Regions from separate parts of the Homo sapiens genome. Here region 1 is linked to region 2. Evidence: chromatin loops called from intact Hi-C (ENCODE). Cell type or tissue: endothelial cell of umbilical vein. All regions are shown on one strand. Each heading gives the region's core, and the rest is flanking DNA. Links, peaks and the distances in the headings are about the cores only.

Evidence for each region. A loop is a pair of places that touch in the nucleus more often than their neighbours do. Peaks named below come from ENCODE experiments on the same cell type or tissue, not always from the same donor. Only the 100,000 strongest peaks of a DNase experiment are listed, where the experiment ranks them.
Region 1: it touches region 2 in a loop (1.8-fold over the local background); 3 of 110 quality-filtered maps call a loop at or near these places.

Annotation. Positions count from the first base shown.
Region 1 is chr2:152,502,049-152,518,506 of GRCh38, forward strand. The region is part of intron 1 of FMNL2 (formin like 2); the gene reads left to right. Among named protein-coding and RNA genes, the nearest start is that of FMNL2, 180 kb to the left of the region's middle. In endothelial cell of umbilical vein, for the core only: no CTCF peak of the experiment used is centred there; DNase peaks (open chromatin) are centred at 3,593, 5,003 and 6,713; H3K27ac peaks cover 2,321 bases.
Region 2 is chr2:152,414,087-152,430,544 of GRCh38, forward strand. All of the region lies in intron 1 of FMNL2 (formin like 2), which reads left to right. Among named protein-coding and RNA genes, the nearest start is that of FMNL2, 87 kb to the left of the region's middle. RefSeq lists enhancers at 9,587-10,313, 10,314-11,039. In endothelial cell of umbilical vein, for the core only: no CTCF peak of the experiment used is centred there; DNase peaks (open chromatin) are centred at 4,805 and 7,705; H3K27ac peaks cover 1,748 bases.

The DNA of each region.
Region 1 (16,458 bases), core at 3,124-11,123, 88 kb after region 2:
ACTTTTTAACCCCTTGTTCTTCGTGCGAGTCTATAGGGTAAGTTCTTCTTGTGGAAAACACTTGGGTTATTTTGGGCGAGGTGGCGCTAACAGAGTTTTGCTTGAGGATGTGCTTATCTGATTCTCTCTTCCCATTCAAATATAGGATTGATTGTTTTCATCCTTGGAGCACCCACTAGGTACAACCCTGTTGGAAACCTTAATGGTGAAAGCAGCGTCTATTCATTGAATTCTTTTTAATGTGTCAGAAACTGTGCTTTGTGAAACACAGGTTATAACATTTATTTTTCACAATGGTCTATGAGAGAAGAATATAAGAGGGATGGTCTCCAAGATAGGAAAAAATACCGCCTTTGGGCCGGGCGTGGTGGCTCATGCCTGTAATTCCAGCACTTTGGGAGGCCAAGGTGGGTGGATCACCTGAGGTCAGGAGTCTGAGACCAGCCTGGCCAAAATGGTGAAACCATGTCTCTACTAAAAATACAAAAATTAGCCAGGTGTGATGGCAGGCATCTGTAGTGTCAGCTACTCAGGAGGCTGAGGCACGAGAATTGCTTGAACCTGGGAGGCAGAGATTGCAGTGAGTCAAGGTCGTGCCACTGCACTCCAGCCTGGGCAACAGAGCAAGACTCCGACTCAAAAAAACCCAGAAAACCCAAAAACAACAAAATAAGTACCATCTTTATTTCATTGTGCGGAGAGTGGGAGAGGAAGGTACAGAAGTATGGTGGGTTTGCGAGTTTAGTAGCAGGAAAGGGAGCGAGTTCTTGTATAAGGGGGTTTATTTCCTTCATGACATACAAGGGGTGAGGCTATATTGAGAGAAGGGGGTAAGGAGAGGGTATGGAGGTTGGAGGTTGGAAGAGATTGTAAATGGTTGACCAGAAGAAGGTAGATGTTCCCTGGGCAGTGTTGAGGGTAGATGTTTTCCGGGCAAGTGATAGTTGGTGCTCTGTGGTTGACTGATCTTCCTGTTGCATGGCACTCTCTGCAGTCTCAGGTGCTTCTGTATCAGGAGGGACAAAATGGTATTAAAGAGGAATTACTCATGACACTCGTTCAAGATGGTAAGGCAGACTTTATTTAGTACCATCACGATAGGCGTAGGGACCACTGCAGTGGGATTTTTGCAGTGAGGGAGAGAGATTGAGCTCAATTCTGAACAGAGCATGGACAAATAGGAATTTATAGCCAAGGAGTGGAGTGGAGGTCAGTGGATGGAAAATTACTAGGAGGAAACATCAGGGCTATAGGAGTGAAGTAGGGGAAGAAAGGGAGAGAATTCTGGTTAAAGTGATCCTGACCTATTATAGGATTCTTGTTGAAGGCAGGCCAGGGTGATCAGATACCATCTGGGGAATGGGAGAGGATGAGGAACCCAATTAATTAGTGGGGGTGATTAGACATAGAGGGTGGGGAATTCTGGATAAACTGACTTAGAGTTCTTGCCAAAACCAGATTTTATAAGGAAGTGTATACACGGATGTAGGAGAATGTAAAGGAGCCTGACTAAAGTTTGGTCAAGCAAAAAATCTATATCACTGGTCAGTGAGTTTGTCTAGGTTTGGGGGTGTGTTGGGGGCTGTGCTAAAAAGACAGCTAGAGGAGCAAGAAACACTGGTGCAAGATCAAGAACATTATTTACCTGGGCCATGGATTCTAAGTTGGGTAAGGAGGGAACTGCAGAAAAGAGTGAGCTGATGGGAGTTCTTTACTAAGGGTCAGACAAATTTGGGGAAGGTATTGCAGTGGGGAAAAAAATTGTTAGGACAAGAGCCAGGATGTTCTCTCACAACTGCATTTCCACCCTTGCTTCAGGTGGGGGAACTGTTTACACATTCCACAATGAAGAACAATCAAGCTGGGCATTGTAGCACATGCTTGTAACCTCTGCGCTTTGGGAGGCCGAGGCGGGTGGGTCACTTGAGATCAGGAGTTTGAGACCAGCCTGGTCAACATGACAAAATTCCGTTCTCTACTAAAAATACAAAAATTAGCCGGGCGTGGTGGCACGCGCCTGTAGTCCCAGCTACGCGGGAGGTTGGGGCATGAGAATTGCTTGAACATGGGAGGCGGAGGTTGCAGCAAGCCAAGATCGTGCCACTGCACTCCAGCCTGTGCGACAGAGCGAGACTCTGGCTCAACAATAACAAAAAAGAACAATCAGTATGTCCTTTGCTAAGATGACTCCTACCCACATGCAGGGAGGCTTTTTTTTTTTTCTTTTCTTCGAGACGGGGTCTTGCTGTGTCGCCCAGGCCAATCTCGGCTCACTGCAACCTCTGCCTCCTAGGTTCAAGAGATTCTCCTGTCTCAGCCTCCTGAGTAGCTGGGATTACAGGCATGCACCACCACGACCGGCTAATTTTTTTATTTTTCGTAGAGATGGGGTTTCACCATGTTGGTCAGGCTGGTCTCGAATTCCTGACTTCGTGATCCGCCTGCTTCGGCCTCCCAAAGTGCTGGGATTACAGGCATGAGCCACCGCGCTCAGCCGCAGGGAGGCTTCTTAAAAACCTGTTTAGTGTCTCTCCATAGCCGCATCTCATTGTGTGTGTGTGTTTTAATATATTCATGCTCAAAATTTTGAGAAATGAGTAAATGGGTTGTTTACTGAATGTAAGCTTCTATCTCTTATGCACTGAGGCACTTGTTTATCAGTAGACCTAAGAAATTATGTACATACGGATCTCATCTCAGAGGCTTGTAAGAGATGTAGATTCCTGGGCCCAGATCTCAGAATTCCTGAATCATTACTGTCAGGCGGGGGCTTAGGAATGTGCATATCTGTGTATTAATACTCTGAAGACACTCAGAGTTCTAGAAGGTGAATGCTGTCATTCATGTTCATCTTAGGCCTTAAATGTAGAAAATACTGACGTGTAAGGAAAAGCAAAGGTGAAACCAGCAAGTTAATTTTGTCTTGAAATGCCATCACATTTAAAGCACAGTTCTTCAGAAATCAAGTTAGAGGGATATTGCATGATATTTCCCTCTGTTTATCTAAAGTTATTTGTAGTATTTCTGTCCTGTGTATGTTATGAAAAGTCACACACGAGTCTGCTCATTCTTTGAGAGTCTATATTTACTAAGTCAGAAGATTTTTTTTTTTAAACCCTGAAGCATGAGAGATTTTGTGAGAAAGAAAATCTTTGCACCTTCCATTTTTAGAGAAAGGAATAGTAGAGAGTCAAGTGTGAAAACCAGCCACTGGGTTTCTTGGGAAGAAAAAATATAGTGTTAATGAGTAAGAAATGTTGTTTTGTATGAAGAAAGATATTAAAATTTATCTAAGGGCAGGTTGAGTTACAAGGAAAAAAATGGATAGAATTAGAAACAATTCCAACTGTGACTATTTTAAAATGAAATATTAAATTTGTTACAATTGAACAAAGGAGAATTTAGAATTAATGAATTGCTTTTCTTGTAATATTTTCTTTACTCATTTCTTCTTATTTCTTTAAATAAGGAAACCCAAGTCATTACTTGGCTTATTATTACAGGTTATCAACAACTTAGTAAAACGTGCATGAAATCTGTAAGGTACAGAGCCTAATTCGTCAGTAGCTTTGGCAGCTAGATGTGCTGATTCACTGTCTACCCATTGTGACTTCAGAGTCACAGGACTGTGGGTTAGAAGAAGGATACTAAGGGTCATCGGGCTCCAGCCGGCTCCAGCCGTGTCTTCGAGTGTCTGATAATGAGTTATTTAAAAAACTGAAACCCAGAATCACACCTCTCGTTCTTGCTTAGCTAGTAATACAAGCAGACATTCATACCTTGATTTCTTCAACATGTAATTGGCTTGTAAATCAGGGCGGCCATATAATTGATCATCCAGATTGGAGTACTTTTCGAGTGAAAGGGGGCATTGTTAATAATTATGCCAGGACAGCAGGCATTTTAGATTTGTACTCTATCACAAAGCTAAGTTCTAGCAAATGGTTTTGAAACCGTGTTTAGTCTGAAAGATTTCTTTAGAAGTTACATGTGAAAAAAACTTACCTAGATTGAAGTTTATTTGCCAAGGTAACTAGGGTGCTGCGTACTATGTGATAGCCTGGTTACATGGAACCCCTAGGGAAATATCTCGTTTTTATGATAAAAATTTCTTTAGTTGAAAAATTTGTGCATTTATTTCTCAAATCAATGTCCAACTGTTTTAATAATTTCTCATATGCAGCTTAAGATTAAAATTCTTCATAGAGGGCCTTTTATTTTAGAATATGGTCTTTCCTTGGTATCTATGGAGGACTGATTCTGGGACCCCCTCCCCATGGATACCAAAATCAATGAATGCTCAAGTCCCTGATAGAATGTATTTGCCTAAAACCTATGCATATCCTCCCTTATACTTTAAATCATGTCTAGATTACTTATAATACCTGATATAGTATAAATGTTATGTAAATAGTTGTTATACTATATTGTTTAGCGAATAGTGGCAAGAAAGTCTGTACATGTTCAGTACAGATGCATTTTTTTTCAAATATTTTTGATCCATGGTTGGTTGAATCCACAGATGTGGAACCCATGGACACGGAAAATGTACTGTGCTGCGGGAAAGTAGTAATATCAGGTGTGATGGGGGTGGAGGTAGATAGTATCTAGACTAGAGGTTTCCAAACTTTTTCAGTCATAGCATCTTTAGTGTCTCAAAAATTTTCATGGTGCCTCCTAGACCAAAAGAAAAACCTAACCATTCCATTTATTAAGTACTTAGGTCTAAACAACTATTTATGTTCTACTAATTTAGTGGCTGTTTGAGAAAATATTACATATAAATTGTGAGGAAAAAACTCATTTTATTCTTCTAAAAGCATAATTACTTATCAATATGTGTGTAGCTATGGGGCACTGCACAGCTTTCACACGTTGAATTCAGATTGTGCACACACTTCCTTTCCTGTTCAGTTTTCATTTTCTCTTGTTACTTGCTTTTATCACAGCAACTGCTAAAAAAACAGTTTCGCAAAGGTAAGATGTTATGGAAAGGAAATGTTGCGTGACTCAGGGTAGAAACTTGAACCACCTCAGGCTAGTGGCTTGTGCGGTCTCTGATTTTGAGTCTTGTTGCTTCCTTTGGAAATAATCCCATAGCTTCCATTCATTTCACTGTAGTGCTTGGGGGTGCCTTGGCACTCAATTTGAGAACCACAGATCTAGACATTTCTATTTAGTTCATTATTTGGCTGTTAGCTAAACATCCATTGTGTTTATGGCACCAGAAATTTTTATGTCTGTGTGTGAGAAGCTCTCAAAGCCATTATGTTAAAGAAACTAAGATGCTCCAGCACTTTACCCCTCCCTTCTTTGAATTAGGTTGTATCATATTCTGGTACTGAATAGCTAAAGTTTATTGAACACTTATGTCAGGCACTGAGCTTGATGAAACACTTTGCATGTGTTCTCTCATTTTCTTTTTGATTTTCATAACAATCCTGCTATATAAAGCTTCTTCTATCAGGCTCCTCCTGAAATCCGCTTGGAGTAGATACTGTCCTTATTTTACAGATGAGGAGACTAAAGTTCAAGTAATTTAAGTGATTTGCCTATGAACATCGAGCAAGTAGTTTCAGTTCTGTGATATAAACTTAAATTTTCTTATTTTACCTGAAGACTAGAATCTTTGTCTGCAGCCACAGCCTCTTCTGTGGACACTGTGCTACCGTCCATGTGTCTACTACTGTTTTGATAGGTACTTTTTGTGTTTCGTGGTGGTCCTAACAGGGAGATCTTTTTGTTCTCATTTTCAAATAGAAACACCGAGACTCAGAGAAATTTAGTTACTTGCCAGAGTGAACAGCTAGTAATTGGAATTTGAACCCAGGTATGAGTAATTCCAAAGGTTGTAATTGTAATTTATTGTGATGACCAGAAGACGTTTTCTAAAATTCTGGAGTTATTTCAGAGTCATTAAAGAAAGATTAAGTTACGATAATATGGCTTTTGTGTTAATTTGATAAATCGTATTCACTTAGAAATCATGCATGGTATGTGTGGCACCTCTCTATTAAACAGTGTGCCTGTTGCCCAACCATGTGCAATAACAGAGAATATATTGTGCTTATCATTTATAAATATATGTATAGAAGAGAGAGACAATGAATGGACCTATTTGTCAGTGGGCAGCTGACTGGGATGGAACACTGCAGCAACGCTGAAACGACAGACCCCCGAGATAGGATGGTGTGTGGAGGATCAGATTTTAAAGGCTTGTTTAGGGAGGTGTGTAAGTGCTAAGTAGTTTCTCAAGTTGAAAATTAGGAATCTCTTGATCCTGTCACTTCTCTATAAAACCTAATAATCAAACAGGGATTCATTTGCACTTGGAGTTGCATTTCCCTCTGGAAGAAGACAGATCTAAATCAGAGGTATGCTTCAAGTTGGCAAACACTTTGGGTGGGAAGCAACATTAGGTACTGGATGAAGTGCGTTGCATTAGCCCTGGGCTCCTTAGGACTTGAGGTGTAATTTGCAGAAGGATAGATTGGTTCATGTGAGTTAGCTATGGTTCATCTCTTGAGTGATGGGGGCGGAGTTGTTATAGAATGTAAGAATGCAAAGATTGAATGGTCAATGTGGTATTTTGGCATTCTTCCAAATCCTTGTAGCTCTTTTGGAGAAGCATAACACTGCTTTGTAGGAAAGAGAAAAGTGTTTACATCCAGAACATATTGAGTGGGTGTACTGAGTTCAGCAGCCAGGGTCGTGTCCCCCAGGCCTACTGTTGTGGTTTACCCAGCTGAGACGCACAGAGGGTCAATACAGTCAGATTTCTGCATCCTGCCACCCCCCGCCCATTTTCATCTCTGTCTTGCATGCATGCTTGCTTTTTCCTTTTTCTTGCCCACAACCAAGTCCAGCACTTAAAATGGAATAGTGCACACTCTAGGGCCTGCTTCCCAGAAATTCTTTGTCTGTAAATGTAGGTGTGCGCCCACCCTGGAAAATGCTTTCTTCTTATTGCCTTGCTTGGTGCATGCAGTGCACATGTCACCATGCTTCCTTGTTTTAGGCTGAAACCAGACCACACACTTGGGTAGCACTTTACACCTAGAATGTACCACTGTGGTGTGAGAATATAAAACCAGGCATAACTCAAATGACATGGATTTTATTTCACATGAACCTTTTTATCTCCAAATAGACAAACATTGAAAACCTTATGCCCCAACAAGAAAGAGGTACTTCTTATTGAGGTATCTAAGGGTACCTGTTTATAATATGATTTAGTTCAGCCATATTTAATAAATAATCTATTATTTAATGTTATAGTTGTTGTGCATTGTATGTATAAATTCTAAATTTCCATGTACCACACATCAGAATTAATTTTATTATGGGATTTTTTTTTTTTGCTCAACTCATAACTGTTAGATGTGTATTGTGTATCTGTCCATGTTCTGAGTATTATAGAAAGCATCCAAATATGCCAGAGAACTTTCCCTCTCATTGGATAAAAAGTGTACACATGTGAAATGGCAACCAATACGGTCACATTTGGTCCCTTGAACAAGTGCTATTAGAGATAATACAAAGAAAAGGTCACCCCAAACATGGTATATAGAAGACTCAGGTCTTGGGTTGAGATGTAAGTTTGATGGAGAGAAGGTGAGTGGGATGGTAGGAGAGGCAGGTCAGGTCCAGGCCTGGAGTATAAGAGAAGGTATATCTGTACTCTGGACCTTTTTTTTTTTTTTTTTTTTTTTTTTGAGAGAGGGTCTTCCTCTGTTGCCCAGGCTGGAGTGCAGTGGCACAATCATGGGTCAATGCAGCCTCGAGCTCATGGCTCAAGTGATCCTCCTGCCCCAGCCTCCTGAGTAGCTGGGACTATAAGCACATGCAGCCACACCTGGCCAATTAAAAAAGTTTCTCTTTGTAGAGATGGGATCTCACTATGTTGCCCAGGCTGGTCTCCAACTCCTGGGCCCAAATGATCCTCCCACCTTAGCCTTCCAAAGTACTGGGATTATAGGCATGAGCCATGATGCTCGGCCTATCTGGAGCTTTTAAATATATATTTTTAACTTTACAGAGTTGAAGTAAACTCTGTTAGTATTTGTATAATATTTAACAACCACGTACAAATAGATAATGACTAAATTTGACACTTGCTTTTCTGTTCCTAATTACTTATTTGTTTAAAAGGAGATTAAAGATCTTGGAGCAGAATGCCTTTTGTTTATTGAAATGCAGCTTGTTTGGCTGAGCAGAATTCTGTTAGACAATAATTATGCACCATCTGAATACAAGATACTTTATTGGGGTACTGTGGCTGTAAAGAGGACTAACAAATTATTTTTCCTTCCAGGGACTTGGAGTTTTGTAAGGATAGAAAGAGAAGTCAGTAAAATAGAATGTGATTGGTGGTCCCCTCAAAAAGATCTTGATGTTGTTGAGTTGCTCTTATGTCAGTTGTTTTGGGAATTCTTCTATTTTTATGACATCTTAAGGAGTTTAGCAGTTTAAAAAATTATGAAAGTGTTCCCTTAGACATTATGTGTGAATTAACTTGTTGATTGTTGGTGTTGACCATAAAAATACCAGCAACGTTAAAGTATTACTTTAATACCAGGATGTCGTACACACAGATGCAAACACTTACTTCATGGTCTTTTCCGCTACCACGAGGGGTGAGAGCCAAAAGCTAAGTGGCAGGCTAAAGGAGTGCAAAGAAGGAGAAAACTAAGAGCAGAAAAATTAATCCACTTGTCATACACCAGAAGGCCTGCCACGCAAGACTTTCCAGCTTTCCTGCCTATCTTGGCTGGGCTTGTCTGGAGAGACACTGTGGGTTTCTGGAAATGAGACCATCAAGACTGATAAACACGTGTTGTGGTGAAACCTTAAGTTGTCTCAGTGTTACTGTGTGTTTGGATAGGGCAGAACTTTACTTCAGAACATGGCTCCTTCATGAGTTGATAGTTTTATTTTTAATTTTTTTGGTAATTTAATCTTAGGACATCATAACTTCAGGTATCTGAGTCTCTGTTTTTAATTCCTTTGTATATATACCTCATTGCAGAAATGTAGGGTCCTCTGTTGAGTGTGTGGTCAACATTTTCAGGAACCACCACACTGATTTCCATAGTAGGTGTACCATTTTATATTCCCAATAACAATAAACAAAGGTACCAGTTTTTCCAAATCCCTGCCAACACTTATTCCGCCCCCACCTTTTGAAATTACTCTTTCACTTTTAAGGACCCTGTGATTATAACTGGTTCCCACCAAGGTAATCCAGGATAATCTTCCCATCGCAAGGTTCTTAATCATATCTGCAAATCACATTTTAATATGTAAGGAAAATTCACAGGTTCCTGGGATAGAGATGAGGAAATCTTTGGGGGCCATTATTCTGCCTATGACAGCAAGTCTACCTTTGAAGTTGCAGCTGTTTGCAAATGAGAAGCCATGAATTTGAGGCTATAATTTTGATCATGGTTATGGCAAAAATATTCATTTTTAAGACAAAAGCATAATCTTTCTCTTGTTATTTCAGAAGACGTGACCTTAGTTGAACATAAACTTGAACTCTTTTCCTCCTTTGGTGATCCCCATCATAAGATTGAATAGTATGAGGCTGTAACCTGGGCCAAGCTTGAGTATAGAATCCAGGTTCAGTAATCGTTTCCAGAGTGACTGCTGTGAAAGAGAAGAGGGAGACTAGCGATAATCTTAATGTCCTGAGAAGGGAATTACAGATATGTTGCTGGGAAAGGGCTGGGGGAGAGTGAGGCCAGGGTTCCAGGGCAGTGGGACAGGTGAAATTATATACTGCTTCAGATCAGCAGGTGATACAGACTGCAGTCTCATGGCTTTCTTGTGGTAGAATCTTGATATCTAATATGTTACAATTTGAGTTTGGTATCTTCAGTTATCAAATTGAGTTTACTCTTCAGATCTTATCACATAGAAAGTTGACATTCAACAGCAGAATAAGAACACTTTCTCTGGATTTCGATGCATTTTGGTCTGTGCCAGCAAGCCTAGTACCTTAATATATTTGGCCTCATGTTGTCTAATCATTGCCCATGAAGGAGTTTTCTAGCATCTCAAGTGTGGCCTCTTGTGTAACTCCCTCATTCAGCACACAAATGTGTGGATTCAGACACAGCTCCTGGCACAGCAGTTAGCAGACAGTAGGTGAAGAGTTCTTTGAAATCCAGAACATGTCAAGAATCGTTAGACAGCAGACCTCTAATGAAAATCAGACATGAAGTTTGAAAAAAATTGCATGAGTGATTCTTTCCATTATTCTCTTTGTGTTTAAATGCAATAGGAATCTGTATTTTAGGGGCTGGCACTTTGGCCAGAGGAGGGATGTGTGGTTTTTCCATCTATTAGATGTTGAATCACTAAGCCAATGATATGGGGAGTAGTAGGAAGATGGGCTGCGGGAGAGCTTGTCCTTGACTGCTATAGCTGCACCCTTTTGTCCTGTGGACAAGATTGGCTCTCCCACCTAGCTTGGTCTGTATTGATGATAATCTGGCCTTGCAATTAAATAAATACCATAAACATAAATATGTACATAGTGAGCTCCTTTTTTAATGAACTCCTGTTTATTTGCATTTAAAAAGGATGGCAACAGTGTGACTACTTTAAAACAGTAGATAATTCACATGAGATTTAGGGAATTCATTTTTGTCTGTTAGGTTGTGTTCACTGGTTTAAAAAATGGATAATTTTCTAGAGGTTCATAAATTAACAAAATGGGTTGTTTTATGTGGATGGAGCCCAAAATCAAGGAGGAATGAAGACAGTGGCAAGTGCTGGCACTTCTGTTCTAAGAAAACTATAGTCAGGAAAAGATGGAGGTGCATTAAAGTAGCAAATTTCAAGTGTTCCAACTACTTTACATGCGTTATCTGATTTGATCTTCTGAAACTTCTGTATGTGTATTCACACACGTGCACAAACACCCTCCAACATATGTAAGTGATCCTTCTTTCATGTTAAAAGAGAAATAATAAGAGACATGTTGGCCTGAGTTCTCTTTAACAGCTTCATTGAGATATAATGGATACAGAAAAATGGTATATTTTAAACTGCATAACCTGATGTATTGATATACAGTTTTGTGTTGCTTAACAATGGAGACAGGTTCTGAGAAATACATCATTAGGCAATTTCATCGTTGTGTGAACACCACAGAGAAATGATAACCACCTAGAGACATGATCACGAGAGTCAGACTAATTAATATATCCATCATCTCTCAAGTTACCGTTTCCTCCTTTTTTAGTGTGTGTGGTGAGGACTTAAGATTTACCCTCTTAGCGAATGTTAACTATACAATACAGTATTGTTAACTAGAGTCACCATGCTGTACATTAGATCTTCAGAATTTATTCATCCTGCCTAACTGAAACTTGACCAACATCTCTTCATGTCCCCCTGAGCCTGAAGTCTTTGCTCTACCATTGGTAATAACCAGTTCTGTGAACTTGGACAAATGCTTTCACCTTTTTAGTCTGTTTTGGTCACCTATAAAAGACAGAACAGAATGAATGTATCACAAGCTTCTCTTGTAGCTCTGTACTTTTTGATTATAAAAAAGTTATGGAGGAGTCATAAGAAAGCAAGCCTTCTAAGAAAATAGACTGTACCTAAGATTGTGATTGAGAGATTAGAGGTATGTCTCATTACCACAGTTTCCCCAGAAAGGACAGCTTTCTAGTCAGCTTTTATTTCCAAGATGTTACTAGATTAGGGAGAGCCTAATTTCTCCCTTTGTGAGCTTCACTGGCTACGGCGGTGATATTAGTACCCTCAATGATTCAATAAAAATAACAGTGACAATGAAAAATGACTGACTGGTGATTCACTTTGGGGAACTATTTGGCTGGCTGCCTGAGACCTGTGCCAGGAAAGAAGCTGAATAGATTTTAGCAGCATCCTCTAGGCTAGGAAGATAATAAAATTTAGGATGCCAGGTAGTTGTTTGGACCATGAATATAGGTCATGGAAGGAAATGGATTTTAGGTGAGGGGAATTGATGGGCAGGCCATGTGCTGAATTTGCAGCCACCCTGCTGAGGCCCTCAGCTGTTGTAATTTTCAAGTGAACTCAGGAGAATTGGTACATTACTCAGTTCCAAGTGACTTAATTTGATGTCCCAATAATGGTATAAGGAAAAATGTCAATGTAGGAAGAGTTAACAGAGCAGGAGGAATCATTTACCTCATTTGATTTGAAGACCCCTTGAAGACTTTTCCTAGATATTTCTTTGGCCGATGACTTCTCACTGCCATAGAGTAAGTTTGAAATTATCTGGTTTGATGTCCACATGAACTTGGTCTCACGCTACCCACTCCTTACCTCCTGGTTTATTCTGTGTGATGCACAGCTCTTTGCCTTCTCCTGTGTTCATGCCTTTGTTCATATCTTTCCTTTTACCTAAAATAATGAGGATAATATGAATAATATCATTTAACATACTGAGTACTTTCCGTGTACTTACTTTTGTACTATTTTATAGTAATCCTCCCATATCCGTGGGGGATACTTGTCAAGACCCTCAGTGGATATCTGGAACCTTAAATAGTACTGAAACTAATATATACTATTGTTTTTCCTACATATACATACCTATGATAAAGTTTAATTTATAAATTGGGCACAGTGAGAAATTAGCAATAAGTAATCATAAAATAGAACTATTGTAACAATATACTATAATAAAAGTTTATGTGAATGTGTTCTCTCTCTCTCTCACAAAATATCTTATTGTTCTCCACGAACCTATTTTGGGGCCATGGTTGAACTCAGGGAACTGAAATAGCGAAATAACAGAAAGCAAAATCATAGATGTGGGTGAGGCTACTGTACATACATTATCGAATTTAATTTTGCCCAAACTCTATGATGCAGGTAGTAACATTACCACCATCCTCATCACCCTCATGATGCTTATCACTACCATGGTGATCATTTCCATGTCACAAGTGAGGAAGCTGAGATTTAGTATAAATAACTTAGCTGAGATGACACTCTAAATGAGTGGTAGTCATGATTGCAGCCCAGGTGGCCCATCTCCAAAGCCCACACATTAGAAACCATATTGTGTCATTTAATGCCATTCTTTACCATCCTCCCCACACATCCAGGCTCAATGCATAGTATTTTCTACTTTCCGTAGCAAAAAGTAATGGCTCCTTCTCTGAGGTTCTGTCGGATTATTTGACATGCTCCGTTTTATATTTGTGTATTCATCTTCTTTCCTTCTGCTTCATTGATGCCTTGTCAAAGCCTGAGTTTACCATGTATTTGTATCCTCACCTTGATTTGTTATTTGGCAGAGTTTATTAAGTATATATTGATTTGACACTGTACCTTGCTATCTGTATTCAGCCCAGTCAGTTTTTTGGCTCCAGTTTATATTTTTCAACATCTTAAAATACTTCAATTAAAATGCCAGTATCTTATATGAAAATATTAATATCATGCATTTCCACCTTCACTTTTCGTGCTAATGACTGTGTCTGGTTATTTAAGTGGAATTGTGAGATTGCTTAGTTCAAATAAGTCATATTTTAGAAACATTGTAGTTTAAATGTCATGGAAGGGGGATGATCATACAGACCTCTATTCTGAGTCCTGGCTTTGCCACCTACCTCATGCATGGAGGAATTACTTAACCTCCTTGTCCTCCGATTTCCTTCTCTGTTAAATAGAAAAGATAATAACTACTTGTCAGGATTATAAGACAGACTAAATTGGATAATGCATGCAAAGAGCCTAAGTGCCTGAGACATACCAGTCCGTCAATAAATGGTACATCTTGTTGTTTTTGACCCTTGATTTCGATTCTTCAGTTTTGAATTACATTTACTGGCTTTTTCGACTGTGGGGTGTTTACTAATTTCATTTGCTTTAGGATTCAAATAGTGTGGTTTAAGATCACCCGTAATTAGTAGAGTCAGGATTAGAATCTAGCTAGTCTAATTCCAGAGCCCAACTAGCAAAAACTAATAAATGAGTAAATCCTTGCTTGCACCGTCTCATTAGAATTCATTGTGCTACCCAGCCATCCAGTTGAAATCCATCCCATTTCCTTTTTTGTAGCGACAAGTAATGGCTCCGGGGAAGGGAACATGGGGAGTTGTTGTTTGATGGGTACAGAGTTTGTTTTGCAAAATGGAAAAGTTCTAGAGATCCGTTGCACAATAATATTAATATAGTTATAAACACTACTTAAAGTATAAACTTAAAAATGGTTATGAGGTAAATTTTATATTATGTTTTCTACCATAACTGAAAAATTTTTTAAAGTAATGACTCCTTCTTTTGAGTTCCTGTAAACCTCTGTATCTCTATTATTTAAGAGCTCTAAAAGATTGTCTAAGCCATTTCTTTTGTGACATGATTTTCCCTGCTTCCATAAGAAGCACTACTTGCAAAGTCCATGTTTTTTCTCTCTAAGCAAGTGGTTATATAGTAGAAGAGTTCCTGTTATAAAATCTGGTGACTGAATGCTTGTGAGTTTTAATTTAGAGATTACAAGGACAAAGATATATTACATAAGGTGTATTTCATACTGTTCAATTTCCCTCCTGTGTGTCTCCATATCACTGTGGGTTTCTAAGTATGAGCCTTGAGAATATTTGGGTAAAAGAAGGATTTTACAAGTTTGCATTAATACCATGAAACCAGGTCAGGAGCTGATATCAGAAAACTCTGTTTTGCTACCACATAGGTCTATTTGGTTGTGAATGATTTGGGCACCATCATTCTGTTCTGTGTTGTGTATGATAATCTGTGGGTATAACTTGAGATGTATAGGCTACCATAGATTCTTCTTCACCATAATTACTTTCTTTATAAAGTACTCAGGAATTTTGGGATATTCTATTTTTCTTTATTTTCTAGTTATAATTTCTATTTTCAAAAGGTTCTGAGATGGAAAACACATTTAAAAGCAAATTAAGATTGTACAATTATGGATAAAAACCAAAGTAGAGACCATACATGTAACTACCACTTGGAATAGATACCAATCTGAATTAACTGGCACTGAAACAAAGTTCAGATTCATGGTTTCATGGTTTATTGTATGTGGCAGAAGACGCTCATTTTTCTTTTCAGGAAAATATTGCTAGAATTGAAGATTTTTTTCCCCCGTGAGTTTTTTTTGGAAAATAATAAGCAACAGATATTATCATGGAATGATGTTTTACAAGAAACTGAAATACTGTTCAGTGTGTAGACATTGTTAATAGCTATAATATAAATCCTAATTCATTAAGGATATTTGCAGGCTGGGCAGTATGGCTGATTTTGTTTGCTCTTCAGTATTCAACAACCTGCTTAATGCCTACCGTTTGCCATACTGTGCCATACGTTGATGGTTAAGAAGAACATCAAAAATTGTTCTTGAAGCACTCAGTCCAGTGGGAAATTTAGGTAAGCATACAGATTGTTAGGGTACAGTGTACTAGGTGTTATATTAGAGACATGTAAACAGTGCTGTTAGAGCCCAATGAGAGGGTATGTCTTCCTGGAGTAGTGGGGGGAAGGTTCTAATGATAAATGACATTTGAATTGATTCTTACAGTTTGCCAGGTTGAGAGTGGAAAGAAAGGAACAATTTTACAGAAATAATACTCTTGGATGATCTAATTTATTTTAGCTAGGAACTTGTACAATCTAGAAAAACAATAATTAACATCCACTGAACTTTTCAATTCAAATATCATATGTCTTCCATCGACCTTTGGCGATACTTGCAGGCAGTTACTTGGTGATTAAGTTGTCTCAGATGCCTACAGTGCGGACATTCTGGTATATGGTTAAAGCCCAGGAAATATGTTGGATGGAACAATGGATGAAAAGAATGAAAGGAGAGCCCTATGTCACAGATGTCACTAAGAGTGGGTGAGGTAGAGTTGTCACCGTGTTAGGAAGACTCGGAAATTGATTGATATTTTCAGCCAAATAGATGAGCAGTCCATTTTTATAAAGGCAGCAAAGGGACCTGGAGATAGAGCCAATATTTTCCTCACACAGTAACTTGGACTCATGAATTACCTGCTCAAACATTTAGCTTGGACTCCAGAGTCTTGCCCTGAACAGCACAAGAGGAATGAGTTCACTCGAAAGAAGTTTAAAGGCAGTTATTACCAGCTAATCACAACATCCCTGAACTTTAACCAGACCTCTGTAGAGTGTCTGATTTTAAATAGAACTGCTTCCTCATGGTCCTTATGGAATTATTAAGCTGTACAATGTATGTCTGAGTAGCTCAGAGGCTTGGCTCATGGAAGGGGTTATTTTAGATGCTTGGTGAATGATTACCCAGTGGAGCTTTAGTTTGGATGTATTGATGTTGCACTGCTACTTCTGACAATAACTAATCATGCTCAAAAAGACTTCTTAAGTCTCTTCTTGTTCAGAGATTCAGACCTTTCTTTTGACCTCCAGAATCATGTATCTACCTGCCCACTTGAGTGC
Region 2 (16,458 bases), core at 2,781-10,780:
TTGATCTACCTGTTTTATGTTTTTTTTTCCTCCTTTTTGACTTTGGATTAGGCACAGATTTTCAGTCCATTTTTCCTATTTCTGAACCTGCTAACTACACAGTATTTTACTCTTCTTGTGGTTATCCTACAGATTATAGGATACGTCTTTGATTTACTACAGTCTAATACAGACTCTTTCACCTCTTTGTTTTTTGTATATTGCTTTCCTTTGGAAAAGCTCATGATTCTTAATGAATCTCACTGGGGGTGGAGTGATGTTACCCTTATTTCCTACTTGAATCTCTCTCATAGTAGCTCTTACTTGCTGAACCTGTTTGTAACTTTCATTAAAGTTATTGCCCAGTATCACTTCTCCGTGGACATGTGTTAGTCAGAAGGGGACATCCTCACCGCTGAGCTGTGAGCTCCCTAGAATAAAGATGGAAGCTTTCTGGTTTCCCATTGAGGCTGAAAGCTCTTTCATAGCAAGGACTATCCTGTCTCTTTCTAGTATGACATCTGGCCCACAGTAGCCCCTCAAGTGGAGATTTGAATGACCAGGTCCACCTAAACCAGATGGCCCTGGCATCTGGAGAGTTCGAGGCCATTTTAGCTGGAGAGTTCGAGCTGGAGAGTTCGAGGCCATTTTAGGTAAGCTCAAGTCTTTACAACTCTGCACCTTCTACCAGTCCTTCCTAGCTGTTTCTTTTGGATGAAGATGATTCTTCTTTTCCTAACTCTGAGGTTGCCCTCTTTCATGTGCATTCACATTAACTGTCAGCCATACCTGTGTACCTCAACACTCACTGGTTGCTGCCTGTAATACTCTTACAAAAGATTTAATGAAGTGATGGAGACCTTGGGTGTCTAGCAACTGCCATTGTTTGTCAGGGGAATGTGAGATATATGTGTGGGAAGGTCCCTGAGTTCCTCTTGGACTTATCAAAATATCACAAAATTCCAGTACAAAGTATCTTTCCACAGATTCAGCTGTGCTGTGGGTCACTAATACTTGGGTCATTTTAAGCTGTGGTGCAGAAACCTACAGCAGAGGTGTGAATCTTCTTCCCTTTGGCAACTTTATGTCAGTTCTGATACATTAAAAAAAAAAAACAAAAAAACCCCAGGGATTGATCATGTTAATGTGAACACCCACCTCTCAGTGATGGAGGAGTTTTTGAATCATGCAGGTTCTTGGCTCGGAGACAGCATGGTCTATACAGAAGCAGCTTGGATTTGTCAAGACCTCAGTTCACCACGCAGCTCTGCTGCATTTTGAGTACCTGTGGGTAAATGACCTCACCTCTTCAGCCTTATCTGTACAATAGGGATGATAACACTCAGCTTACTTCACAGGCTTGTTGTAGGGAGAAGGTGATCTATTGTTTCCTAAAGCTGTTTTTGAAAACGGTGACTCACTCTACAGATATGATTTGTGTCTTCTGTTTTCTCCTGCCTGATGTTTTCCATTTTGGCAACTTAGAATCTAGGCATACCTCAGGTAGAGCTTGCTGACACACTGGTCTATTTTTGAGGTGGGTAATACTAATATTGAGTTCAAGAGAATTTTTTCCCCCCTCTGAACTATGCTATAGTTGGTATCTACTCCTAGGATATTAAGTTTGTTCCAAATAAGCCAGTTGTGGGCTCCATGCTATGCCATAGAAGTCAGAGGAGAGATAGTGCCGCCTTTAAACATTGTAAACTTTCAGAGAAAAGTTTTCCCAAGATAAATTAGCAAGTAGTTTCTTCACCAAAGGGACATGGTTGATGTGAATTGATTCTCTGAAGAAATATTTACCATAGCTGCTTCTGCCAAAGTGAATGTGGTCACCAGGGCAACAATGGCAGCCGTCTTTATCCAGATAAGTGCAAGAGCTGAATTCAGATGCCCCTTCCTAGGGCTGCCAGCTCATGTGAAGTTTGGCATGCAGGAAATGGATGTTCAGTGTTGGCCTCACTGAGTTTTGGAAAAACCCCACTTATTGGAGCATCTGCCAAGCATGGATGGAGGAGGGCTTTTCAGGATTGCAAAACTACTTCTAGAGAGACTGGTGAGTAGAGGGATAGTGTTATGGACATACGGCTCATTTTCCAGAGGTACTATTGAAACTTTCTTCGGTAACCATAAGGGAAGAGGCAGAAGTCTTCTCATCTTACCAGGATGCCTATGAGAGCTGGAGGTTGCTGGTGAAAGAGGATACAAAGATACCTCCAGAGACAGGGCAGGGAGTGTGGTGTACTTACCACATTTCTGGAATTGACTTGGGAAGTGGTGTTCACTTCTTTTATCAAAGCAAAACTAGTAACTAATAGTAACTACTGACTCATTTATTTTTTGTCTTCAGCTTTTATGAAGAATGAACTGACTTTCTAATTTCTATAAGAAACTGCACCAGAGTTTATCCCCCACTGGAGAGGGCTGCTTAGATGGTTGGCAAAGCTTCCATAACATCTCAGTTTCTCTAACATTTGAAGTAAAAGACCAAAGCTAGAATCAAATATGTTACTTCTTTCCATTGCCCAGCTGCAGCTTTTACAAATGCATCACAGTTGAAAGTGCCTGAATCTAGAGTTGTCCATGCTGACTTCTAGCCAGGCCAGGCCAGTGGCACTTCTGTGATTTGGAGGAGACTTTCAATGAAATTAGATTGTAGCTGCTATATTTAACTTTTAATTATACACTATTGGGATGTTTTAATTTCTAAAGTGTCACAGCCAAGGCATGAAAATGTGGATCAAGTAGGCAAATGGAATTAAAAATACAACAACATAACAAACTCTAACATCCACCAATTGTGTCTCAGGTAATTAATTAGAGCAGCCTGTAGTTACTAACCTGTGTGGATGTTTCACTGCTCGGGAAGAATAGTCCCAGTGTTTTCTAGATTAGTGGACTGTTCCAAGGAGGGCTGAAATAAGTTTCAACTTGAATTTGTAGATCTGGATAGTCAAACCTTAACAATACAGGCATAGGTTGTCCTCTGTGGGTATCTGTAGTGAATTACAATTCTGTATTAACTTCTACACGATTACTTATCCTAGTCTCATTAGGGAACACGAAATTACCTGAACAAACCATAAGGTAGCATAGACGTTCAAATCTGACATGTGCAAAGTTCCTTAAGCTAATTAGAAAATACACACATTGATCTGTGAATGGATGCCCTTCTGCTCCTTTAGGGCCAGTGATTGAGAGGTGTCTGTTGGAGGTTGGTGTTGAACTTGTGCTTGAAGTCTCCGGATACAAAACTTCACGGTTCTGGTTTAAGCAGAAGTCTTCATTGAATGACATCGATGTGGAGAGAAAATTCCTTGGCTTTCTGTCAGCTGAATCTGCTGATTTGTAAGACTCTTGGGGCAGGTTAACAGCCTTGTTGGTTGTTGTGCTGTGCTGACAGTGGGACCAAGCGGGGATCAGGAAATAGTCTAGGGCATTGCAAGGTTGGATTTGCTTACATTGAGGTGTTCCTGTGATCTGTGCACATCACCCAAGGTGATCAGGGCCTTGAGGCTTAGGCTGAAAGGCTGGCTTTCGAGGCAAAAGATCAGAAGGAAGAAAACATGCTGGCACCTGATGTATATCCCCTTTTGCTCTGCTTCCATCTACGGTTGCTGCCTGCTCCTCTGACATGTAACTCACCTCCTCTGTGCCTCATATTGTTAGAGCTAAATTTCCCACTGAACCCAGACTGTTATTTTTGACCTGCCCTGCCTATTTATTTGTGCACCAGTGAGTGTGTGAGTAAATGCATTATTTTTATTATTATTATTTTTTCTTTTGAGACAGAGTCTTGCTCTGTTTGCCCAGGCTGGAGTGCAGTGTCATGATCTCGGCTCACTGATCTCGCTGATTGAACCTCTGCCTTCTGGGTTTAAGCAATTCTCATGCCTCAGCCTCCCGAGTAGGTGGGACTACAGGTGCTTGCCACCATGCCTGGCTAATTTTTTGTATTTTAGTAGAGATGGGGTTTCACCATGTTGCCCAGGGTGGTCTCGAACTCCTGAGCTCAGATAATCTGCCTGCCTTAGACTCCCAAACTGCTAGGATTACAGGCATAAGCCACTGCACCCAGCAAATGCATTAATTTTTAAAAATTATAGCAGCTCTTTTGGAAGAATTGAAACATAGAAAAATTACCCCTTAGTCCATTGCATTTACATGGTGATTTTCTTTTTCATTTCATTTTTTGGCCACGTTTTTAATTTTTATTTTTTGCTGTGGTAAAACGTTAAGATAAAATTTACCATCCTTGCCATTTTTAAGCATACGGTTCAGTGGCATTAAGTACATTTGTATTGTTGGTGGTGCAATGATCTTCACCGTCTGTGTCCAGAACTTTTCATGTTCCCAAACTGAAACTCTCTACCCATTAAACAGTAACTCTTCATTCCCCCCACCCCTTCCCCTGGTAACCACTGTTCTCCTTCTCAGTCCCCATGAATATGCCTATTCAATGTAACTCATAAGTGGAATCAGGGAAGTTGTGTCCTTTTGTGTCTGGTTGATTTCACTTAGTATAATGTTGGTAAGGTTCATTCTTGTTGTAGCATTTGTCAGAATTTCATTCTTTTTTAAGGCTGAACAGTAATACTCCATTGCATGGATAGAAACCTCATTTTGTTTATCTATGCATCTATTGATGGACATATGAGTTGTTTCTACCTTTAGGTTATTCTACATAATGCTACTATGAACATTGGTTACAAGTATCTGTTTAAGTTTCTGCTTTCAGTACTTTTGAGTATGTAACTGGAAGTGGAGTTGCTGAATCATATGGTAATTCTATGTTTAGCTTTGTGAGGAAGCATCATACTGTTTCCACGGTGTCTGCTGCACCCTAGCAATGCACGAGGGTTCCGAGCCCTCCATATCCTTATATGCTTGCAAAGGATATGTGTCTTTTCCTTTTTTTTTTTTTTTAATAATAGTCATTCTGATGGGTATGAAACAGCATCTCATTGTGGTTTTGATTTGTACTTATGCATAGGTTTTTTAAAACTATGTTTAAACAGAGTGTACTTATTTTTCATCCTTGATCAGTTAATATTTTGTCATGTTCTCTTTTTGCCTTTCAAAGGACTTTTTTTGTTTTTTATTATATATGGACAAATTATAGTTGCAAATACTTAAGGGGGTACAAAGTGATGTAATGATGTTTGAACTCAATGTGGAATGATTAAATCAAGCTACCTAACCTATTCACCTCAAATATTTAACTTTTTTATAACATTTGAGATTTTCTCCTAGTGATATCGAAATGTACAGTATGCTATTATTGTATTTACCATGCTGTGGAATAGCCCTCAAAAAAGGAAGAAATTCTGTCATTTGCGACAACATGAGTGGAATTAGAAAACATGCTAAGTGAAGTAAGCGAAACACAGAAAGACACCACATGTTCTTACATATGTGGGATCAAAACAATCGAATTCATAGAGGCAGAAAGTAGATGAGTGGTTACCAGGGGCTGGGGGAAATGGTAACGTGATGGTCAAAGGGTACCAAGCCTCAGGAGGAGTAAATTAATTTATTTTTGAGATCTAAAATGACTAATTTTAATAGCTTTTTTCTGGGATCCATCCTGAAGTTACCAGTTTTCTGAAGAAAAGCATTTGAACCAAGAATCCAAATGTGGGCTTCACTACAGAAAGGAGAAACACAGGGCAAAACTGTGTCTAGGCGCCCCTGAGACCACCCCAGGAGGACTGTTGGGCTCCCTGTGACCTGTTTTGGAACTCTGGGGGAGCTTTATCAGGGAATACACTTGCTGGAAGCTGCAGAATATGGGAGAGACTCCGATTGTAACAGGCAAGTTTCTGGTGAGACAAAAATGGATTAAACCAAGACTAATGCCAGGCATCAGAGACAGCAAAATCATCCAATTTATCATCCTTCCCTCAAGGCTGAGAGGTTTTTAAGTAGTTTGGAAAAACTTGGAAAGGGATAGGGAAAGCTTGAGAATAATTTAAAAACTTGTCCCCTGCAGGCCAGTTTGCTAAAAGCCGAGTTTTACCAAAAGGCTAAAGCAGTAATTAAAGCAAAAAGCCTTTGAAAAGGAATCTTGAACTACCCCATTAACAGAGATTACAGGGTATGGTTAGTAAACACCAGAGTATTTAAAAGAGAGTAGTGACACAGAAATGAATGCCTTGTGAAAAGACGAATTTGGTCACCACAAATTATAGAAACTTTCAGAATATACAGAGAATGCCTGTAAGCCAAATGGAACTGTTGGTAGAACTGAGTTAAAAAGTGTTTTCTGTAGAGTTTCATTTGTAAACGTGATTTTTAAGAGTACAAGCTGAATATTACTTAAAATGCCAGTAGGAAAAAAAGTCACACCCCTTTCCTAGTAACTGCTTTTTGAACCTGAAGTTTTTGGAAAGAAGCATCGGTTTCTGAGTATGATCTGAAAGTACTGGCTTTAATAAGGTCTTTCTCCGAGAATTGTTGCTTATCTTACAAGGCAGAAGTGACAAGGATGGTACTCAGCACTGGGGCATTGGGTATCAATGGTGAGCTCATCTCTGTTTCAGGAAGGAGCTGACCAGCGACATCTCATTCCAAAAATTGCCAGATAGATGCAGCACTGAGCTGCCTCCCAGGTCATCCCAACTGATTAATGTGGAGATCTGCAGACTAAAGCAAAGAGAAAAGTGATTTGAATGGACCTGAGGGACTTTATCCTCCACTATGAGGTTGCAGGGGGTGCCTTCTGTGACGGTACCTTTGTAAGTTATTACAAACCTACTGGTGGAAAAACCTTGACTGAGTTCCACTCTGAATCCCAGTTGTAGAAGCATCATGAAATTGAGCACAGGAAAGACTAGGAGTAGGAAGAACTGGGTTTCGGACTCAGATTTGCCTGTTATTCGCCTGAGATGTCTGGCGTTGGTTGCTTGCCTTTCTGCAAGGATTGTAGGGTACCGTCCAACGCATCTTGTATGTGGGGACATTTTGGAAACACATAATACTGTGTAAGCATTGTTATTAGTAGGTAAAATGGTAAAACTGAAATGAAACAACGCCCTGCCCAGCCCCGCCACCCTAACAACTCATTTCCCCTTTAGGCATTTTCTTGTCAGTGGGTACAACACTTCTGTCAGTATCTTTGGCTCTGAGGAAGTCAGTGGAATGAATGACTTCAAGTCTTTGAAAAATAAATTCATGGCTTACTGTGGGCAGTAATTTGTTTTATCCCAAAGCCGGTAATGTGAGGTATTTGAACCAACCACAAATTAATTATCCTACTATATTTGCAGCAGTGTTAGGGTTACAGGTACAACCTAAGCACCATTGCCATATCATTCTGTTTCTGGACAATTAATAACATGCAACCGTGTTGGGACAACAAATCAGTGCTAACCTCTCTGGGGAAACTCAAGTGCAATTGTGAGATGTAAATCTCCATCCACAGGCTCTGCAAAGGGGGAAATATAGGAGTGGCTACTTACTATGTGAAATGCACAGACATGACTAAGAGTAGAGAGTTGTATATTCTGCCTCCCAAAATCCTCCTCATGTGGCTTTCTCCAAAGCCTTCTCAGAGGACACTGAATTCACCTAGGAACTTCGAGAAATGTGAGATGATTCAATTCTGTTGGCAGCAGTGCCTTTCCTGTTACTGATTACTGGCTACCCGGGAGCTCATTTCCTTTGTACTGAGTCATGTGCACTCAGAGAGATATGACCAGGGAGTGATGTTATAGAAATTGCGTAAGTGTAGAGAAAAGGTTTGGTTCCCTTATTTTGCATGATGATCTCTCACTGTGCATTTTATTATGTTTATATTTAACTATGAAGTAATTGCTATTACTGCACTACTGTGTTTGATGCCTACCCTGTGTCAAACATTAGGTATTTTACGTTTATTATCTCCAATCCTAAGTAATGCCTTCAAGCTAGGTAGGTTTATTGATGAGGAAACCGGTGTGGATAGGTCAAAATAAACTGTTTTAGGCCATGCAGGCTGAATTTGAAATCATCTAATCACCTTTGTAAATCTGACAGGGCCTGAGCTCTTTAGGTCAAACCTGCTGCCTCCCATGTTTAGGGGAATAGGCTTAAGAAGTTCAGGGAAAGTACTTGCCTGTTGAGGCATGTTTTCTTAGTTACAAAGGGCTTAAATTGTTTTGTGGGTATGTGAAACATTCTTCCCAGAAGCTGAAAGCCTCCTAGGGATTCCCTCGTTCTGTGTTTTGCCCATTCTTTAAGTCACGGATGCCCAATGTGAAGAGATCACATATGTTCATGATGCCCCGTGATCATCATTGTCATGCTGTTGCCTGAAGGGGGACCAGGAATAGATTGGCATCCTGGATTTTGTGACTTAATAGTTGATTCATTGGATAAATGGTTGTCTCATTCTTTTTTTGTTAATGGCTTTATTGAGGTATACTTTAAATGCCATAAAATTCACTCATTTTAAAGTATAGACCGAAATGATTTTTTTGTGGGGGAGTTTTCCTTGGGAGACAGGGTCTTGCACTGTCACCCAAGCTGAAGTGTAATGACACCATCTTGGCTCACTGCATCTTCTGCCTCCGGGCTCACCTCAAGCCATCCTCCTATCTCAGCCTCCCCAGGAGCTGGGACTACAGGCATGCACCATCACGCCCGGCTAATTTTTGTATTTTTTGTAGAGACTTGATTTTGCCATGTTTCCCAGGCTGGTCTTGAACTCCTGAGCTCAAGGAATTCACCCGCCTAGGCTCCTAAAGTACTGGGATTACAGGCGTGAGCCACCGCAACCGGCCTTGAATGATTTTTAGTAGATTTACAGAGTGGTGCCACCATTGCCACAATCTAATTTGGAAATACTTCCATTGCCCCAAAAGAAACTTTGCAACAGTTGTGTCAGTTTTAAACTGCTCTTTTAAGGTACCCTTCTCTGATGTGCTATTAGGTTCTCTAGCTGGCTATGAAGAAGAAGAAATCATCTTTGAAAATTATTTAAGTAAAATTTTTTTATTTTAATTTTTGTGGGTACATAGTAGGCATATATATTTATGGGGTACATGAGATGTTTTGGTACAGGCATGGAATGTGTAATAATCACATAATGTAAAATGGGATATCTTCCCTGAAGCATTTATTTTTTGTGTTAAAAACAATCCAGTTATATTATTTAATTTTAATCAAACAATATAGCACTCACCATATGTCAGGCACTGTTCTAAGTGCTTTGTGAAGATTAACTCATTGAATTCGTTGATTCCTCTTGACACACTTTGAGAAAGGTACTCTTAATATTTGTATTTTACAGATAGAGAAACAGAAGCATAGAAAAGGTAAATAGATTGGCCAGTGTCACAGAGCTGGTAATGATGGAGTTGGGAATCAAAACGTGTTATTCTAAGCACTCTAAAGCACCTGATGAGACCAGAAAGAATGGGGGAAGCAGTAGCTAACTAGATGGATGGAAGGCATCAGGAAGAGTAAAAGCCAGTACCTTCTAGGAAACAGCCAGAGCTTCAGATAGCCCTGGGTCTCAGATGCCTTAGTACAGAATAAAATAAGATCCGATAAATCCATCCTGGTGGTCTGCATGGCATTTGTCAGTAATCTAGGATTCCTCTGTCCATTTACCCTCCTCTTCTTTGCCTTGGTATCATAGGGAGCAAAACATGCTTTGATGGACTTTTGCTTTCTATATTGGACCTCAGAGAGCTAGAGTGATGTGCTTTTGAGGTCCCTTACCTGAGGGAGTTGGGGGTTGGGGGTGTCTGTGTTCTGGTCAAAAGGTCCTTGGTGAAGGTCTGAAAAGCCTGGTCTGGAATGATCTGTGGGAGGAACTGGGCCCATTGCCCCATATCCTTAGCCCACCTCCTTCCTCTTCTTTTGCAAATGGTTGTATTATAGTTGGTGGGTCTGCCCATTAACCTTGCCTATTTTGAAGCCTGGGACCTTTTCTTTGTTTAGGGGGAAGGCCTTTTGATCTCCTAGTGTGCTAGGATTCTGGGGAGGGAAGCTCATGAGGCTGGTATAGTCATTAAGTTCAGCTGTTCACTAAAAATTACCTTTCTCTGAATTTGGAAGATAGCAACCATGATAGTAATTCCCTCTCGGCCTCAAAGGGAAAATGACCACTCTAGTTTTTGTTTAGCATTCCCCTGTCCTTAGGGCACAAAAACCTTGTGGAAGTATTCGGTGGTACACATGAAGGAACCCGGGCTGGGTGTCTGTCCACCTTTGTATTTAGTAAATATAACGGATTAGCGCGTTTTGGTGGGAGGAAAATTTGACTCTTCATACTTAATGTGTAATGTACTTGGGATTTATTAATTGATTGATTTGCTGCTTGTGTTTTTTGGGCCTACCATCTTTTTTTTTTTTTTGAGATGTAGTCTCATTCTGTCACCCAGGCTGCAGTGCAGTGGCATGATCTTGGCTCACTGCAACCTCCACCTCCTGGGTTCAAGTGATTCTCCTGCCTCAGCCTCCCGAATAGCTGGGATTACAGGCGTGCGCCACCATGCGCGGCTAATTTTTATATTTTTAACAGAGACAGGGCTTCACCATGTTGGCCAGGCTGGTCTCGAACTCCTGACCTTGTGATTCGCCCATCTCGGCCTCCCAAAGTGCTGGGATTACAGGCATAAGCCACCACTCCTAGCCCGGGCCTACCATCTTTTTATTCTACCAAGTTATGCCCCTCCATTTGCTTCTGGCAGACTTTCATCCAGTTCAAGACCCTTTTAACTTATCAAAGGTCACAAGAAGATGCTCAAGAGGGAATCAAAGTGAGTATGTGGAATGCAGGGTATTCTGTCAAAACTGTTAGAATATATTAAAAATTGGAAAAGCCAAAGCTTGAAACACTATGTCTGGTATAACACATTAGTTGCCCATAGGAACATTTTGATCAAGTGATGGCATTGATACAAGGGCGCTGAGTTTGTGTTGTTAATTCACTTTTAACTCTTCATGTATCATTTTTGTTCTAGTTGTAAACTGGAAGAAATTTTTGGAGCTGAAAGGAACTTTAGCAAACCTTCAAAATCAACCTGCTTATTTTACATAAGTAGGCATTGAAACCTAAGAATGGTCAAGTCAGTTTTCCAAACCCCTGTAAAGAGTTAGATGAAAGGAGCAGTCCAGTTTTCTGGGTTAATTTTCTGGTGCTTTCGCATCCTGAAAATCCAATATGGGCCTTATTATAAAGCTATAGACGGGTCTATGAGATCTTTCTAGGTAAGAGTGCTATGTGCTATTTCAGTAAAGGAATTGGAGACAGAGTTATTTGAGATGGAGTAACTGCCAAGTGGTCTTATAATTTCCCTCCATTCTGTCCTGGTGATTAATCCTAAATTGGACTTCAGAATTCTCAGTTCAGTGTGATAAAAATGTTAGTAAAATCTCTGTACATGGCAGTTATAGAAACTTGTTTATTACATAATCTTTTTCTGACAATTCTGTTCTTAAATATCTTTGGCTTAATTTTCAAACAAAAACCAAAAATAAAAATAAATGATTGGTAGTCCTTCTAATACTTGTTCTAATTATACTGCTTTTTAATGATCAAAAAAGTATTTTAACAAAACAGCCATATATCTTAATATGCCAGAACCACTTAAAGTTCTACAGTCGTGTTTATACCAGGTATTTTTATTGTGAAACATGCCCCAAACACATCTTGAGCGGAGCTTTAAGTATGTCTTGTCTATAACATTGGAAAGAGATATGAACCCTCCTTTGGTTAATTGAAGTCAAGGTGTAATGCCTTTGTGGTTTCCCATGTGTTTCTAATCAATAGTTCTTGGCGGTTTCCAAACGACTTCCCCCATCCCATCTCTCTGGTATGAGCACTTCAGGAAACAAACTGTATTAACTTTGGCCAGAATACACAGAGAGGGTTGCAGGACCTTTTAGCAATTTTCTGTGGAGGATTCTCTGACCTGGTAGGTTGAATATCTCCTCTGTTAGCCTTTGGGTATACGTTGTGATAGATTTATGGTAGGGATAAATCATTTCCAGGATGATGAAGAAGTTTTAACATCTACCTCATTGTGTTATATAAAAATATTTAAGTGTTATGGCATCTGAGTAAATGGAGATGGGTGACAGGGAGAAAGGGAGTGAGGAAGAGAAGCTCAGGGTTCTTTAGGCCACAATGGACCTTGAGCTGTGTGTCATTGGCTATTTATTTTTGTGTGTCTGTGGCTGAAATGCTCTCCAGAATAGCTGTAGGAATAACAGCTGTTATTAGGAGTAAGTCAGACAGGGTACTTGTGTATTTAGAAGACCTTTTAAGCACTGGTAGCAGCCTAGACAAGCAGCCGGTAGAGATATAAGACAATGGCCCCTCGGTTGTGGTTGCCATAGCCCTTAGTATGTTTTATCACTTGCTTAGAGTTTTGTTCCAAAGGCAGGAGCCATGTGGCAGTGCACTTTCAGTGCCTCAAGCATTGTTTGTATGTATAGTTCTTGAAAATTCATCTCACTTTGTCACGTCACAAGATGAATACGTACTCAGACTTGATGTGAAATGCTTTCTTTTGATCATCAGTGCAGACACAGTGGTTCGACTTCATTAGTCAGAGGTGGGGCCCAGATACTGATGTTTTTTCAAAGCTCCCCAGATGATTCTGATGGGCAGCTGATACTGAGATTTTTTTTTTTTTGAGAAACACAGAAGCATATAAAACAACAATCTGTTTTGCATATATGCAGTACTTGGTATTTAGAAAAGCTGTTTATAGCCTATTCCTATTGTCAACTTGAATTACCATAAGGAAATATATTTAAAGTTTAGCCTTATCACCTGTTTGCATTAGGCAGTGGTCTCTAAGAAGCCTAACAGGTATTTGTAAGAAAAGTAAATTTTAAGCACAACTCATCCATCTAAAGAAATACATAAAAAATCAAGCATTTGTGGCCCATACTCTTCCTGCCATGCCCGTTGGTCTCTACCTCATGGCTCACATGGCATGTAATAGCGAGTCAGTGTTTTTGTTTTACAAAATCCTCTTCCAACTCCTCGTAGGAGAGGATTGTATCAACCTGGTTTGTTTCTCCTACTCTGATGTTGGAACGGTTAGGAGCAGGAAATCATTCTGATTAGGTCCCAAACTAGCATAAAATGAAAATCAGTGCTAGTAACCCCTGAGTCCTAAAAGATAACTTACAGGAAAGAGGGAAACCAGATGGGAAGTTTAAAAGCAGGAGAAGTTAATGCTTTAAAATCATTGTTTGGCTGGGTGTGGTGGCTCACACCTGCAATACCAGCACTTTGGGAGGCTGAGATGGGTGGATCACTTGAGGTCAGGAGTTCGAGACCAGCCTGGCCAACATGGTGAAACCCAGTCTCTACTAAAAATAAAAAAATTAGCCAGGCATAGTGTTGTGCTCCTGTAGTCGCAGCTACTCGAGAGGCTGAGGCAGGAGAATCGCTTGAACCCTGGAGACAGGTTGCAGTGAGTTGAGATCATGCCACTGCACTCCAGCCTAGGCGATAGAGTGAGACTCCTTCTTAAAAAATAAATAAATAAAATGAAATCATTTTTTGTTGTTTTAATTTCCATTATTGTCTTTTTTTTTCAACATAACATCTCTCTTAAAAATGAGACTAAAACTTTCAAGGTAATATGTGAAATGAAAACATTTCAAAAGGGTAGAACATGGGAAGACAAGACTTCCTCCTCTTCATGTAAATTCTATCCCCCAGTATTAACGTTTGAGATAACCTCTATGAAGCTTCTTATAAATCCTTCCAGAATCGTGTATGCAGTCAAGCAGGGCCCCTGGGATTAGATATATGGATTGTATTTAGATTATAGTAGGAATGACTCCCCCTGGGTTTGTGCAGTGCACATACCCTTGGCCACACGTGGTCACCCTATATGCAGAGTATACTCTACCTTTAAAACAATACAACATAGGATTACATTCAGTGTACTGTGCTATACCTTGCCTTTTTCAATTAACAGTATATAATGGAAACTTTGCCATTGTCTTTAAAGGATATTGTCACACTGCCAAATTGCCACATTCCCCCTTTGTAAAAGGCAACACCTATTTAAATTACCAGTGGTGTATGAGAGTACCTGTCTCAACCCATTCTTGCCAACTTTGCATTTTATCAAACTTGAAAAATATTTGCTGATTGGTAACATATTCATTCCAAAAATGTTTTAAGTGACTTCTGTGTGCAAGGCTTCTTGCTCTATCCTGCAAAACAAAAGCAAATCAGAACCGTGCTTTCTTCTTTTCTAGATGTCTGTGGTTTAATGGCAGTGAGGGACAAAAAGCAAGCAAACCACAATTTACAATTATTTTATGTACAGATTTATCATGGAAACAAAGGGGCAGCTGTAGTAAGCCATTATAGTTTAATGTAAAGTTTAAAATGCCATAGAAATATGGGTTATTGCTCTTTGTGTTGCCTGCAGTATTTTTCTTCTCATTTGTAAATATATTTTCCATTTAGTTTCTTGATGTCTTCTAGGTTAGCTTATTGCATAATTTAAGAGCCTTTTTCCTTTTGCTGCATCAAATATATGGTAGATAGCCAACTTTTTAAGGACTCTCTTTTAAAAACCTTCCTGAAATGATACCATTTTATTCTTTTTGTAAAGACCCCTATAGAATATCTAGGGAGGTTGAGAAGTTTCTAGTATTTTGAAATAAGAATTTATAGCAAACCCTGTGTTTTGACTAATTGTGTTCTATAATTCTGTGATGTGGCTATTGGTCATAAGTCATTAGTGACTTTGGATAGAGATAGTTCGAGTGGTGGGGTAGAAAGTGTTTCTAGTTATAATATGTCATATACCTCAAGGTCTAGTCTAATGTCTGATGCCATTTTTCTGGTCTGTCTAGAGATTCATCTAACACTGCTGCATGAAAATAGTTAAAGCTTGCATGTTCTCACTTACAAGTGGGAGCTAAATGATGAGAACACATGGGAGCATGGTGGGGAGCAACACACACTGGGGCCTGTTGTGTGTGAGGAGGGAGGAGGCAGGTGGGAGGAGGGAGAGCATCAGGAAGAATAGCTAATGGATGCTGGGCTTAATACCTGGGTGATGGGATGATCTGTGCAGCAAATCACCGTGTTTACCTACGTAACAAACCTGCACATCCTGCACATGTACCCCTGAACTTAAAATAGAAGTTGGAAATTTAAAAAAGCCTTAGAGGAACAAAAAAAAAAAAAAAAAAAGAAAGAAAATGGTTAAAGCTGAAGACAGCACGCAGTGTCCGACCAAATGTGTCCATGCAGAGCTGTCCCTTTCTAGGCCGGTGCCCCTGCCTTACATTGTGTGTAAACTCTTGATCCTTTTCTAGAGCCTAGTGAAGGGTCTAGCTGTGGGAAGTGGAGCATGAACTGGAAATAACTTCCTGCCTCTAGCGATTCATTTTTCTTTTCAGCACCATTTCAGCGATAGAGGTTTTACTGAAATTTAAAGAGAGAAAGGCTAAAAGCTTAGTATTTCAATGTGCCAGCTATTGCTGACTTGCAGTAAAGAACTGTTGCCGAATTAATGTGGTTGGTATTTACTGACAGATCCCTTAGATAGCCCACTTCTTTTGTCTTTTTTTTTTTGTTTTCTTTTCCCTTCTAAGACTTCTGTGGCATCTATCTTCAATTTGTCTTCAATTTTGGGGAAATGCTCTTTCTTTTTTAATTTCTAAGTTTTTAGAAATTGATGCTCTCAGATATGTCTGAATTGACACAGTATGATGGGGATCTAAGACCTGCTTTTGTGCCTGGGAGCCATGAACGTTACACTAAGCAGTCGAAATTTCTGTGCTGTAGTTTTCTTCTCTGTAATATGAAGGTGCTGGGATAAATAATCTGACATCTTGCTTATTCAGCTCAACAATTCTGTGCATATATTGCATTTACACATCTATCTTGGATTTTTAAAAGATGTGGCATAGGTGATGGGTTGATAGGTGCAGCAAACCACCATGGCATACGTCGTTTACTTACGTAACAAACCTGCACATCCTGCACATGTACCCCTGAACTTAAAAACAAAAAACAAACCAACAAACAAAAAAAGCAGTGGCAGCAGATGTGTGCTTTGAGCAGTTGGTTATATTGAAATTTTTATAATACTGGTTTTATCAAATTATGACTAATTATCCCTTCACTTGCAAAATAAAGTGGTTTTCATTTTCTATGTGGAAGTCAAGAGACTGTACTGTGCTTGAGTTTTGGAAATGAGTTCTCACGTTAGTCCATTTTAGAACTTGCGACCAGGCTATCCTTTGTCTCTTCCTTGACAGACAGCAGTGGGTTGCCAACGTGCCCTTGTGTGCACACTCACCTTTTCTCTTCTCTTTATTAATGTTCTGTTATAGGCAAAATGAACATTGTGCTGAAGGTGTGTTAACTCATTTAATTGGAGATGAGTGAAATATCATTTTCTAATGGCCTTCTGCATGCCTTAGAGCCCAGGCCTATGGGGTACGTTGAAGACGTGAACATTGTAATGCAAGTTAATGTTTATATACCTACTTTCA